Regions from separate parts of the Homo sapiens genome. Here region 2 is linked to region 1. A link is a contact called in ENCODE Hi-C or POLR2A ChIA-PET data. All regions are on one chromosome and are shown on one strand. The core of a region is the stretch at or near the end of the contact, and the rest is flanking DNA. Distances in the headings are between cores, read along the strand shown. Region 1 overlaps BACH2 (BACH transcriptional regulator 2). Region 2 overlaps CASP8AP2 (caspase 8 associated protein 2).

Evidence for each region. Hi-C counts contacts between places; a loop is a spot of excess contacts on that map. ChIA-PET counts read pairs that join two places held with the same protein, here RNA polymerase II (POLR2A). Pooled maps may share reads with other maps.
Region 2: a loop to region 1 is called in a pooled map, with 2.5 times the contacts of the local background. The contact joins two enhancer-like sites. A Hi-C loop is called at or near these places in 2 of 50 pooled maps. POLR2A ChIA-PET finds 5 or more read pairs at or near these places in 4 of 52 experiments (Caco-2, HEK293, WTC11 and 1 more).

The regions. Positions count from the first base shown.
Region 1 is chr6:89,926,106-89,932,031 of GRCh38, reverse strand. BACH2 (BACH transcriptional regulator 2) reads left to right here. Exons shown (of 9, transcript NM_021813.4): 9 at 1-5,504. Among named protein-coding and RNA genes, the nearest start is that of GJA10, 35 kb to the right of the region's middle. RefSeq lists a silencer at 3,928-4,222. Within about 2 kb of position 3,696, at least 2 of the 41 ENCODE cell types and tissues checked have a DNase peak (open chromatin) inside an H3K27ac peak, as active enhancers do.
Region 2 is chr6:89,832,488-89,838,413 of GRCh38, reverse strand. The region is part of intron 1 of CASP8AP2 (caspase 8 associated protein 2); the gene reads right to left. Among named protein-coding and RNA genes, the nearest start is that of CASP8AP2, 5.6 kb to the right of the region's middle. Within about 2 kb of position 3,098, at least 6 of the 41 ENCODE cell types and tissues checked have a DNase peak (open chromatin) inside an H3K27ac peak, as active enhancers do.

The sequences.
Region 1 (5,926 bases), core at 2,447-4,946:
ATTGAAGACAGCTTCTATACACATCAAAGTTTTATAGCTAGACTGTACATATTATATATAATATATATATAAAATATATATATATATATATATATATCCATATGCAAAAGTCCTGCATGCCTCAACTTTCTCATCCTAAAACTGGAAACTTATTTCTCATTTAGAAACAGGTTCCAACATTCCTCTTCTTTTGTCTCTGATGCTAGAACTAGTTTGGTAACTGTTAACATGGTCATTTTTCTTGCTTCACAGTTCAATTTTCAATTCGTACTTATTTATGGACAAAATTCAGTGTTGGAAGCTTTTTCCCAAGGTTTTATTTCAGATTTCTTTTTCGTTTGGTTTGGTTTTGGCACCTCCAAGTGGTGTCATTTGAGCATTGTAGGTTTGTTTTTTGTTTGTTTGGGGGGTTTTGTTTGTTTTTGTTTTTGTTTTTGTTTTCCTTGCAGATACTGTACAGTAATGGTCAACTTTGCCACTTGCACTGAGTTTTGGGTCAAACCTATTTTCTTAAATGAAGTTGTAACTTCGGTATAACTCAAGTATACTGTATATTCTTTGCTTTTAGTTAAAAAAGTAAAACATTTTAGCTAATTAAAAAGCACTCAGGTGATAATTATGTAGGAAAAACAATCTTGCCAAATAATGAATTCATCCTAGGATGTGTAGACAATAATCTGCTTGAATATTTTTATATTTCACCTCCTCCCCACCTTTCCCTAAGCAAAGTTTAAACGCAGATAGAGAGTTCAGAGTTGATGCTGGATGTTCAGATTCCTAAGTGGGGAGAGAGTTTGGACATCTCACTCAAAAGTACATCAGAAAAACAGGAATCCGTGATTTTATACCAGAACTCAGCAGGCATTGGCTCCTAGAAATCAAGTTAGAAAGTTTTCACCCAGGGAGTAAGTCCCATTCATTTCAACACGTCCTGAGGCCTCGGCTTGCTCTTGGAAGTGTTGTGCAGTAGGACCTGCTCCCCTGAAGGACGGGGCCAACCAGCCACTGGCTTTCCTGCCCAGGCTTGGCCTCCCAGGACATCTGGCCTGAGGGGATTTGAATCACAGCCCCGAAGGTCCTGCCTTCACCCCATTGGGAGAGAGCAGGGCATCCTGGCATCTGCGATCCATCCCTGACACAGGCTGACACATTCTTTCTCCTTTCCTTCTCCAAAGGCTTGGAGTTTTCTTCTGAGGTTTTTCTGCCAGTGTCTTGTCTGAAGGCAGACTTCATTCTGAGGCTTTGGACAAGCTATCACCGGGAACCCTCCCTGTCCCCTTCCCGAATCACACACATACCCTACCCTCACCTGATGATAATTTTCTCTTCTTGCTGCAAAACTGGTTGGCTTGCAACCCAGAGAGAGCAGCTTCCCTTGGCTCTGGGGCCGTGTTGGCCCCAGCCACGTTTACAGGAAGGTGTGCCCCAGAGGAGGAGGAATCAGCTCCCTCGCTCCAGTGGCCTTGGGTCCGGGTCTCACTGAGCAGCCCGAGGGCCACTCCAGCCCGGCTGGGGAAGAGAGTCCTGAACGGTTTGATGTGGGGATGGGGTGGTGGGCAGTGGGGAATAGATGGTTGACTTTGTTTCTTTATTTGTGCCATTGTTTGGACAATATTAAAGCTGCATGTAAAAGGGGAAATTAGTATATGATGTAGGCTAAAAGTGAAATCATAGTAACATATGTTTTAGTATTATTAACTTTTTTCTGTACAAATATTAGCACTAAATGTTTAAATATGTATGAATGCCAGAAATTTGTCAGTTCATGCAGTAGGATAAAAAAAAAAAAAAAAAAAAAAAAAAGGCTTTTCTTTTTAAACAGTTCCACTTTTAAAACCTGCCTCTGGGTTTTTGTTTTTTCTTGTTTGTGTGTGTGTGTGTGTGTGTGTGTGTGTGTGTGTGTGTGTGTGTGTGTGTCTGAAACAGATCTTGATAAAGCTCTGTGTTGGAGCTGCTGGTTTTTGTTATGGTTGTTGGAATTTCTTGGCCTACTAGGACAGTTCTGTGCTTCACCATGAGGTTTGCCTTTGTGGAAAACTGGTGACAGTGAGAATATAAACTCAATGTGAATCACGTGATACTTCGCAGGCGTGTGTTACAGTGGAGTCAGCTGACAGTATTTTGCTTTTTAACTCTATTGTTGCCTTTCCAAGTGACCTCTCCTCTTCTTTTAAAAAAAGAACACTTTCTGCTCATATCATAACCAGGTCCAACCCAGCTTCTTGGCATGAGGTTTACCCTGGTAACAACTCATGTGCAACTGGTAGTCTTGACCACATTCCATCCATTTCCTCAGGTTTCTGTGGTTCAGTAGCCCAGACCTGTTTGGCAGCCATTTCTAGCAGGGGCGGGGCCTCTTTATTTCTCTCCACCCTAACTCAGACCTCACCTTCCTCCCACCCACCCCTGCCTTGCTTTTCTTCCTCTTCCCCCAACCTAACTTCTGCCATGGGAACTGGTTAAAAACACTGCTCTAAAAACCATCTTCCAATTTCATAGAGATTTCTCACAAGTTATTTCATTCATAATCCACCATGAACAGTGACTAGCTTCGTGCAGTTGTTCATGTGATGTGTGTGTGTCTTTTCCTATTCAGAACTATGTGCTTGTCAAAATTATTTCTGGGTTGATTCAAAGGGAGGACTTGCTGGGGACCAGAATCCAAACGGCCTCAAGTGGAATTTTAAAACCTAGCCTGTCTCTTTTCCCTGGGATCCCTCTGTCAACCCCACGCCTTTTAGGAAAAAGAAAAGTGAGTGAACAGCAAGGAAGAGTGTTTGCACAGTACAGTAACATTTGGTTGTTCTTAAGGCTCTTTTCTTACAAAAATAAGAGACCCTCCAACCACGGGCTGTTTAGGAGGATGCCTGCTTGGGTCTCCAAATGGCTGGGGTAGGAATGGTTGTTGGGGCAGAGCCAGTGGAGGTGAGTGACCCTGAGACTAATGAACATCCCACCTAAATCCAGTCCTCCCCTTGGATCTGCCTTTGTCCTGCTTGTGTATCCAGGCAACCTCTTTTCAAGTTGGTCAGGCTTTGGACAGGTGAGTGATTTGCTGTATGTGTTTGTTTCTCTGCGTTACCTGGGGGTGCCTTGATTAAAATCGAACTTTATTACATACTGATTCTGGAACAAAACAGTTAGAAAAACTTTAAAAAAAAAAAAACCGACAAAGTTACGAGGCCATCCTGCTATTTATCTTCTGAGTTCCCAGCAATGACTCAGGCATCAGAGATGATGCTGCAGTGGAAAACCTGACTCTGTGTGTCTGCAACTGAATGTTGTGCGAGTAATTTATTAACTGTCTTTCTAAAGGTTTGCTGCTTTTAAGATGCACTATAATTCGGGATGTAATCCTTACATTGCTTTTCCAAGGAAGGGAACAAAAGTCTAGTGATTAGTATGCCAACTGCCACTACTCCTTCAAAAGGAGCCAGGACCAGCGACAAGACTCATGAGAGGACTGGCTAAAGTGAAGTGTGCACAGTGTGAAGTTTAATGCTGTTGTCAAGAGGCCTAAACCCACATTTTCTCTTTTAATATTTTATGATTGCCATCAAAGAAGAAGAAAAAGAAGGAACAGACAAAGGTTTGAAAATGATAAGCCTGTTAAGACACCAAAAACTCCTGTCCCGTGAAGCTGCTTGACATCCTGTGGAGTAGCATAATCCTCTCAAAATGAGGAAGAGCTGCCTGCAAAGCTTTCTCAAGTCCCTATTTGGCTACCTACTTCTCTACATTATGCCCCATTTAAACTAGGAGCTGTCTTAGAAATGACTTCAAACTGCTTCACTATTGCTTACAGTTTAGGAGGAGTCTCAGATCCAGAAGGAGCAAGAATCAAGTTTGGTCCTCAAATGACTGTAAATAGACTAAAGAACAAGGTGTTTTTTGTTTTTGTTTTTGTTTTCTAAGAATAAAGCTGTTCGTTGTATCATGAGTTAGTGTTTCTTCCCCAAACTGAAGACTGTGTTGGAAGTGCAATTTCTGGTGAGTCAGTCCACAATACAATGCCCTGTGTGGAGTTGGTATTCATACAGGAAATCTGTGTGCACGAGGCATTGTGTGTTGAAAGTGTATGTTTATAGTACTGCCTGAGCCATCTCATGACCCCAGCGTCCAAAACCGATGCTGTAGAACAGAACATATCTGTACACAAATAGTGTGTGCAAATAGCATTTGTACATAGAAAAGTCTCATTGTGGCAGATTGAGCATAAATTATTCAACTGACGGTGCAAAAACATTACTTGCAAAGAAAAGTTTATAGTATTTTCCTACACTCCACCCTGGGAGATGATATTTCTATCAAATGAATATCAGTGCATTTTAAATGTAATATGAAAACGATGCTGCCATTTTGTGAAGAATACCCACTTGGTTGCAGAGGCCAACTTTCATAGCTTTGATTTAATGTTGTGACACGGTGTATGCATTTTGCTGTCAAGCAATGGATAAACAGCTCTGACTTTCATTCTCATTCCAGTTTATTGACCTCAGATAAAACACTGGCCCTTCTTAGAAGCAGAAGTGTGCACCAAGACCATTCATTTCAGGTAGACTCACATTCAGTGCCAAGTGCTCCCATGGGAATAATCAGACGCATATGTTGCGAAAGAGTGAAGGGACTTGGACAAAGAGGGGTTTTCCTACAGATGGATGCTCAGTCTTCTACCAAAACATGTTTGGAGGCAGAACTATGACCTCCCCTTAAGTCCTAACAATGTATTTTGTGTGTGCAAATCCTGGGATGCCCGTTTCACGCTCTGACATAAAGACATGGCACCTCTAGTGAGTGATCAGGAAGATTCCATATGCATTTGGGAGCTTCAGGTGCTTGTTAGACACAGTGAGCCATTCAAGGCAAGCACCACCTTTGCTAGTGAGGCCAAGAGAGCCTGTGACAATTTGACAATTTGTTCCAGAACCAGTCTGATGCAAGTGCACCTCTAATATATGCCTTACAAACTCCAGAGGCCATATTCAAAACAGGGTCTTCTCAGTGTATGCAAGGGGCTGCAGCCCCTCTTCTCTTCCTCCCCAGGTTGAACAATACGGACAGTTTTCACACATATCTACCTGTATAACCCTCTGTACCTCTCATAACTGGTCAACGACTGTAACAGGTTACATCAGGTGTTTTTCTACATACTTTTTACACAGATTCTATGCGATTAATGTAATTTAATTCAATGCATCATTTTATTGTACTAGTTCTTAGGCTTGTCCTTATTTTTTTCTAAGTGATTGTGGTTTTTCTCGTGGTTTTTATTGTAAAAAATGAAAGGCTGTTGATGCTTATTCTCTGTAACTAAGAATTTTTACCTTTTGGGGGAAAAAAGCATTGCTATGAACTAATGAATTGAAACTTCATTTACTCATTGTAAATACACTATTGTGCAAAAAAAGTTTTCACTCAATTGAATTGCTAGTGTTAACTGAATTTTGTCTAGACACCATTTCTGTTGATGAAATAAAGACATATCATTATGCATTGTAAACTGATTTTCTCTGCCTCTGATCCCTATGTTCCAAATTACAGAGTGAGAAACCTCAGGAAATCTTTTTTCCTAGAGGCCATTTCTCTTCCTCTAGTTTGGACCCTTACTTGCTACCTGATTAATCTGATTAGGAATCTTTAAAATTGGATAATATTAATGTGATTCCTAAACTCTGAATTTTAAAAATCCCTAGTGCCTGTGAGAGTAGATAAAAGGCTTTAAACCCAATTTCTCGGTTTTGATATTGTGCTATCGCTATGCAGAATGTTACCACGGGAGAAAACTGGGTGATGGGTATCATTTCTTGCAACTGCATGTGAATCTGCAATTATATCCAAAATAGGCTGAATTTTTTAAAAACTAAATGAAAGTAAATGAGAAAGAACATTAAGCCAACACCAAGATGCAGTGAGTTGCAAGGAAAGA
Region 2 (5,926 bases), core at 1,849-4,348, 93 kb after region 1:
GATCGAGGCCATCCTGGCTAACACGGTGAAACCCCTTCTCTATTAAAAATACAAAAAAATTAGCCGGGTGTGGTGGCAGGCACCTGTAGTCCCAGCTACTCGGGAGGCTGAGGCAGGAGAATGGCATGAACCTGGGAGGCCGAGGTTGCAGTGAGTCGAGATCGCGCCACGGCACTCCAGCCTGGGCGACACAGTGAGACTCCGTCTCAAAAAACAACAAAAAACAAACAAACAAAAAAACTGGTCAAGAATAGGGCAAAACAAAAAAACTACAAGACCAGACAACTACAAGCCAATCTTTCTTATGAACATAAACAGAAATAGCCTTAAAAAAAAAAATCGGCCTGTCATCCCAGCACTTTGGGAGGCCAAGGTGGGTAGATTGCTTGACGTCAGGAATTCGAGACCAGCCTGGTTAACATGGTGAAACCCCGTCTCTATTAAAAACACAAAAATTAGGTGGCCATGGTAGCACGCACCTGTTATCCCAGCTACTCAGGAGGCTGAGGCGGGAGAGTAGCTTGAACCTGGGAGATGGAGGTTGCAGCGAGCCAAGATTGCACCACTCTCCAGCCTGGGCAACAGAGCGAGACTCCGTCACAAAGAAAAAAAAATCAACCAACTGAATCCAGCAAGATATTAAACGAAAAAGCACTACAGACAAGTGAGATTTATCCCAAAAATGTGAGGATGTCTAACATTAAAAAACCAATTAGTGGGCTGGGCACGGTGGCTTACGCCTGTAATCCCAGCACTTTGGGAGGCTGAGGCAGGCGGATCACGAGGTCAGGAGATCGAGACCATCCATCCTGGCTAACACGGTGAAACCCCATCTCTACTAAAAATACAAAAACAAAATTAGCCGGGTGTGGTGGTGGGCGCCTGTAGTTCCCGCTACTTGGGAGGCTGAGGCGGGAGAATGGCATGAACCTGGGAGGCGGAGGTTGCAGTGAGCTGAGATTGTGCCACTGCACTCCAGCCTGGGCGACAGAGCCAGACTCTGTCTCAAACAAACAAAAACAAACAAACAAAAAAACAATTAGTGGCCAAGTATGGTAGCTCATGCCTAAATCCCAGCACTTTGGGAAGCCTAGGCAGGCGGGCAGATTTGAAGTCAGGAGTTCAAGACCAGTCTGGCTAACACGGTAAAACCCTGTCTCTACTAAAAATAAAAAAAATTAGCCAGGTATGCTGACGCACACCAGTAATCTCAGCTACTTAGGAGGCTCAGGCACAAGAATTGCTTGAGCGTGGGGAAGGCGGAGGTTGAAGTGAGCCGAGATTGTCACACTGCACTCCAGCCTGGGCAACAGAGCAAGACTGTCTCAAAAAAAAAAAAATTAGTGGCTGGGTGCCAGGGCTCAGTGGTTCACACCTGTAATCCCAGCACTTTGTGGGCCCAGCACTTTGTGGGGAGGCCGAGGTGGGTGGATCACTTCAGGCCAGGAGTTCGAGACCAGCCCAGGCAACATGGCGAAATCCCATCTCTACAAAAAATACAAAAATTAGCCAGGCGTGGTGACACACTCCTATAGTCCCAACCATACTTAGGAGGCTGAGGTGGGAGGATTGCTTAAGCACAACCAGGAAGCAGAGATTGCTGTGAGCAAAGATCAAGTCACTGCACTCCAGCCTGAGTGACAGAATGAGACCTTGTCTCAAAACAGACAAACAAACAAATGCTAACATTAATAAACACATTCCTGTAGGTACAAACTCACCAAGTCCAAAACAAGAGATCATCTTTCCATCCATATCTGCTCACCTCCTCATTTCTCTAATTTCTTGGAGTAGCACTAACATTCCCTAACAGACTACTGATTTACTGATGCTACCTCTGAAATATTTCTCCCATTTATTCCCATTCTTGCCATTTCGATTTGTTTCAGGACCCCACTATAGCTACCTAATTATTTCCCCACTCCAAATACATGCTACGCACAACTACTGGGTTAGTTCTACCGCAATCCTGCTCAAAAACTTTCCGTTACTTCCCAATTTCTATAAAGTACAAATTCCTTATCCTGACTGGGTGCAGTGGCTCATGCCTATAATCCCAGCACTTTGGGAGGCCAAGGCAGGTGGATTACGAGGTCAAGAGATCGAGACCATCGTGGCCAACATGGTGAAACCCTACCTCTATTAAAAATACAAAAAAATTAGCTGGGCATGGTGGTGCATGTCTGTAGTCCCAACTGCTGGAGGCTGAGGCAGGAGAATTGCTTGAACCCAGGAAGGGGAGGTTGCAGTGAGCCGAGGTTGTGCCACACAGCTAGACTCCATTAAAAAAAAAAAAAAACTTCCTTATCCTGACATAGACTGACACCTACCATTCTAGCTCCATTATTCACTATCTCAAGGTTTCCAAAATCCCAAGGTTCAATTAAATTAGGCTCACATTGGCGAACACTTCTTGACACGATCTCCCCACATCTGTTCCCCACCACATCTGTCTATAAGTTCACAATCAAGTATGGGTGTGAACACCTACAGAATAGAACATGGGAAGGCAAGATCAGAATGTGAGAATAAAGTTTAGGAAGTCACAGGCCCCGAGGCTGCAGTGAGCCAAGATCGTGCCACTGCACTCCAGCCTAGGTGACAGTGAGACTCTCTCAAAAAAAAAAAAATAAAGGTCAGGGGATGTATTATGTGATTAAGATACTTGGATTCCATCCAGAAGGGAATGGGGGAACCAGTGAAGGTTTTTAAAGTAGGGCAATATAATGATCAAATCTGCATCTTAGATGTTTAACTCTGGCAAGAGTCTGGAAAATATGAGTGGGAAGGGAGATAGAAAAGGCTACCAAAACAAAGCAGAAGACAACGAGGTGTCACTGTAAGTTCTTAGTAGTGGAAATAAAAATAAGAAACAGATCTTGGCTGGGCACGGTGGTTCATGCCTGTAATCCCAACATTCTGGGAGGCTGAGGCAGGAGGACTTCTTATGCCCAGGAGTTCAAGACCAGCCTGGGCAACACAGTGAGACTCCATATCTACAAAAAAAAGAAAAGTTAGCTGGGTGTGGTGGCACATGCTTCCGGAGGCTGCAGTGAGCTGTGATTGCACTGCTGCACTCCAGCCTGGGTCAAAGAGCGAGACTGTCTCAAAACCAAACCAAAAAACCCACAAAACACTAAAAACAGATCTGAGAGGTAGTCAACAAGATTTAATGGAAAGTGTATTCAAATGGACAGTCTTCCCCCATTTCAAATTGTTCTTCAAACCTCAGCATGAGTTGTCTTTTAAAAATGCAAACATGATCGTGTTCCCAACTCTGCTTAAACACTTCAGTGCTTAGGCTGGATGTGGTGGCTCACGCCTGTAATCCTAGCACTTTGGGAGGCTGAGGCAGGCGATCACCTGAGGTGGGTGATCATCTGAGGTCAGGAGATCACCTGAGGTCAGGAGTTCGAGACCAGCCTACGTCATCTCTACTAAAAATACGAAAATTAGCCAGCCGTGGTGGCGCATGCCTATAATTCCAGCTACCTGGAAGGCTGAGGCAGGAGAATTTCTGGAAGCTGGGAGGCGGAGGCTGCAGTTAGCCGAGATCACGCCACTGCACTCCAGTCTGGGGGACAGGAGACTTCGTCTCAAAAGAAAAAAAACAAAAAACAAAAAAAACCCCACCAAAAAGCCCTTCAGTGCTTCCTGCTGATTTCAGGATAAAAAACAAATTTTGAGGCCAGGCGCAGTGGCTCACGCCTGTAATCCCAGCACTTTGGAAAGCCGAGGTGGGCAGATCAACTTTGTTCAGGAGTTCGAGACCAGCCTGGCCAACACGGTGAAACGCCATCTCTACTAAAAATACAAAAATTGGCCAGACATGGTGGCACACACCTGTAATCCCAGCTACTTGGGAGGGTGAGGCAGGAGAATCACTTGAACCTGAAAGGAGGAGGTTGCAGTGAGCCGAGATCATGCCACTGAACTCCAGCCTGGGCAACAAAGAGAGACTCCATCTCAAAAAAAAAAGGAAATATGCACTTTTTTTTTTGAGACAGAGTCTCACTCTGTCACCCAGGCTGGAGGGCAGCGGCACAATCTCTGCTCACTGCAACCTCTGCCCTCCGAGTTCAAGCGATTCTCCTGCCTCAGCCTCCTCAGTAGCTGGGATTACAGGGGCCTGCTGCCGCGCCCAGCTAATTTTTTGTATTTTTAGTAGAGACAGGGTTTCACCATCTTGGCCAGGCTGGTCTTGAACTCCTGACCTTATGATCCACCCGCCTCGGCCTCCCAAAGTGCTGGGATCACAGGCGTGCACTACCGCACCCAGCCCTATATATACACTTTTAATGTGTAACTTTTGTATGCTGAATGGTACTTTTTTTTTTTTTTTGCTTTTGAGGGAATTAATAAGATATAATTAATTGTGTCTTAACTTTTGAAAGAAATTTTTAGATGGAGGCAACTGGGATGTTTGTGATAATAGATAAGAAAGACACCACTGACCTGTAGTTAAATTGGTTTGAATTGCAGATATTCATTATTGAATTTATTCCTGTTTTCTCATACTTTAGAAAAGACACCTGAACAATAAATGAATCCTGGATAGTGTACTGTCCTTCAAACAATGAAGTGATATTAATACTTGCCTGCAGGAGATGCATACTACAGGAGAGAACCCTTAGACTATGTCAGGCCACACTATGAACCTCCCCCCACCTGCCTTTTTTCTCCTTTATGTTTCTGTTACCGTACTAACATTGTGGATTAACGACACTGAAATTCTGCATAATGTGAACAGGATAAACTATTTATAAATCGAAAAAAAAAAAAACAACACAGGGCTTCTGCAGGGAATATTCTTTCCTCAATATTCTACTTTCACTTAGCTCTTCTTTGATATTTTGCTTAAGCCATTTTGAGTCTCCCCTGTCCACCCTCTCTTCCCACTAAGTCAGGCCCTCTGTTATATACTCTTACCCCATTGTGTCCTTTCCCTACATGACCTCTTCTTGAAGTTCATGATTCCATTTTTGTGGGATTCCTGGAGAAATGTCCATCTCACCCAATGGACCACCCAATGGTTCTCCATAAAGATTAGGACCATCCCTGTTCTGTTCCCCAGCTCTCACTGTATCCCCAGCTCTCAGCAGGCCTAGCAGAATGGCAAGTAATAAAAGAATATCTGTTGAATTAAAGAAATACCCAATTTGTTAAAGATGATTCTCATGTTTCTAGCTTTGGAGGACAGTCATGCTTTAACTGCAATGGACAACCAGTGAAGTCATGTTGAGTTATCTGTAGGACATCCAGATAAAGATGTCTAACAGCAGCTGGGGGTGGTGGCTCATGTCTGTAATCCCAGCACTTTGGGAGGCCAAAGCAGGTGGATCACGAGGTCAGGAGTTCAAGACCAGCCTGACCAACATGGTGAAACCCCGTCTCTACTAAAAATACAAAAAAATTAGCTGGGCGTGGTGGTGCGCACCTGTAATCCCACACTCGGGAGGCTGAGGCAGGAGAATCGCTTGAACCTGGGAAGCGGAGGTTGCAGCGAGCCGAGATCGCGCCATTGCACTCCAGCCTGGGCGACAGGGCAAGACTCCATCTCAAAAAGAAAAGAAAAAAAAAAAAGGCCGGGCGTGGTGGCTCATGCCTGTAATCCCAGCACTTTGGGAGGCCGAGGCTGGTGGATCACCTGAGTTCAGGAGTTTGAGACAAGCCTGGCCAACATGGTGAAACCCCATCTCTACTAAAAATACAAAAATTGGCTGGGCGTGGTGGCATGTGCCTATAATCCCAGCTACTCCGGAGGCTGAGACCAGAAGAATCGCTTGAACCTGGGAGGCAGAGGTTGCAGTGAGCTGAGATCGTGCCACTGCATTCCAGCCTGGGAAACAGAGCAAGACTCCGTCTAGGGGAGAAAAAAACAAAAAACAAAAAGATGTCCAACAGCTGGAAATGTCATACAGAAAAG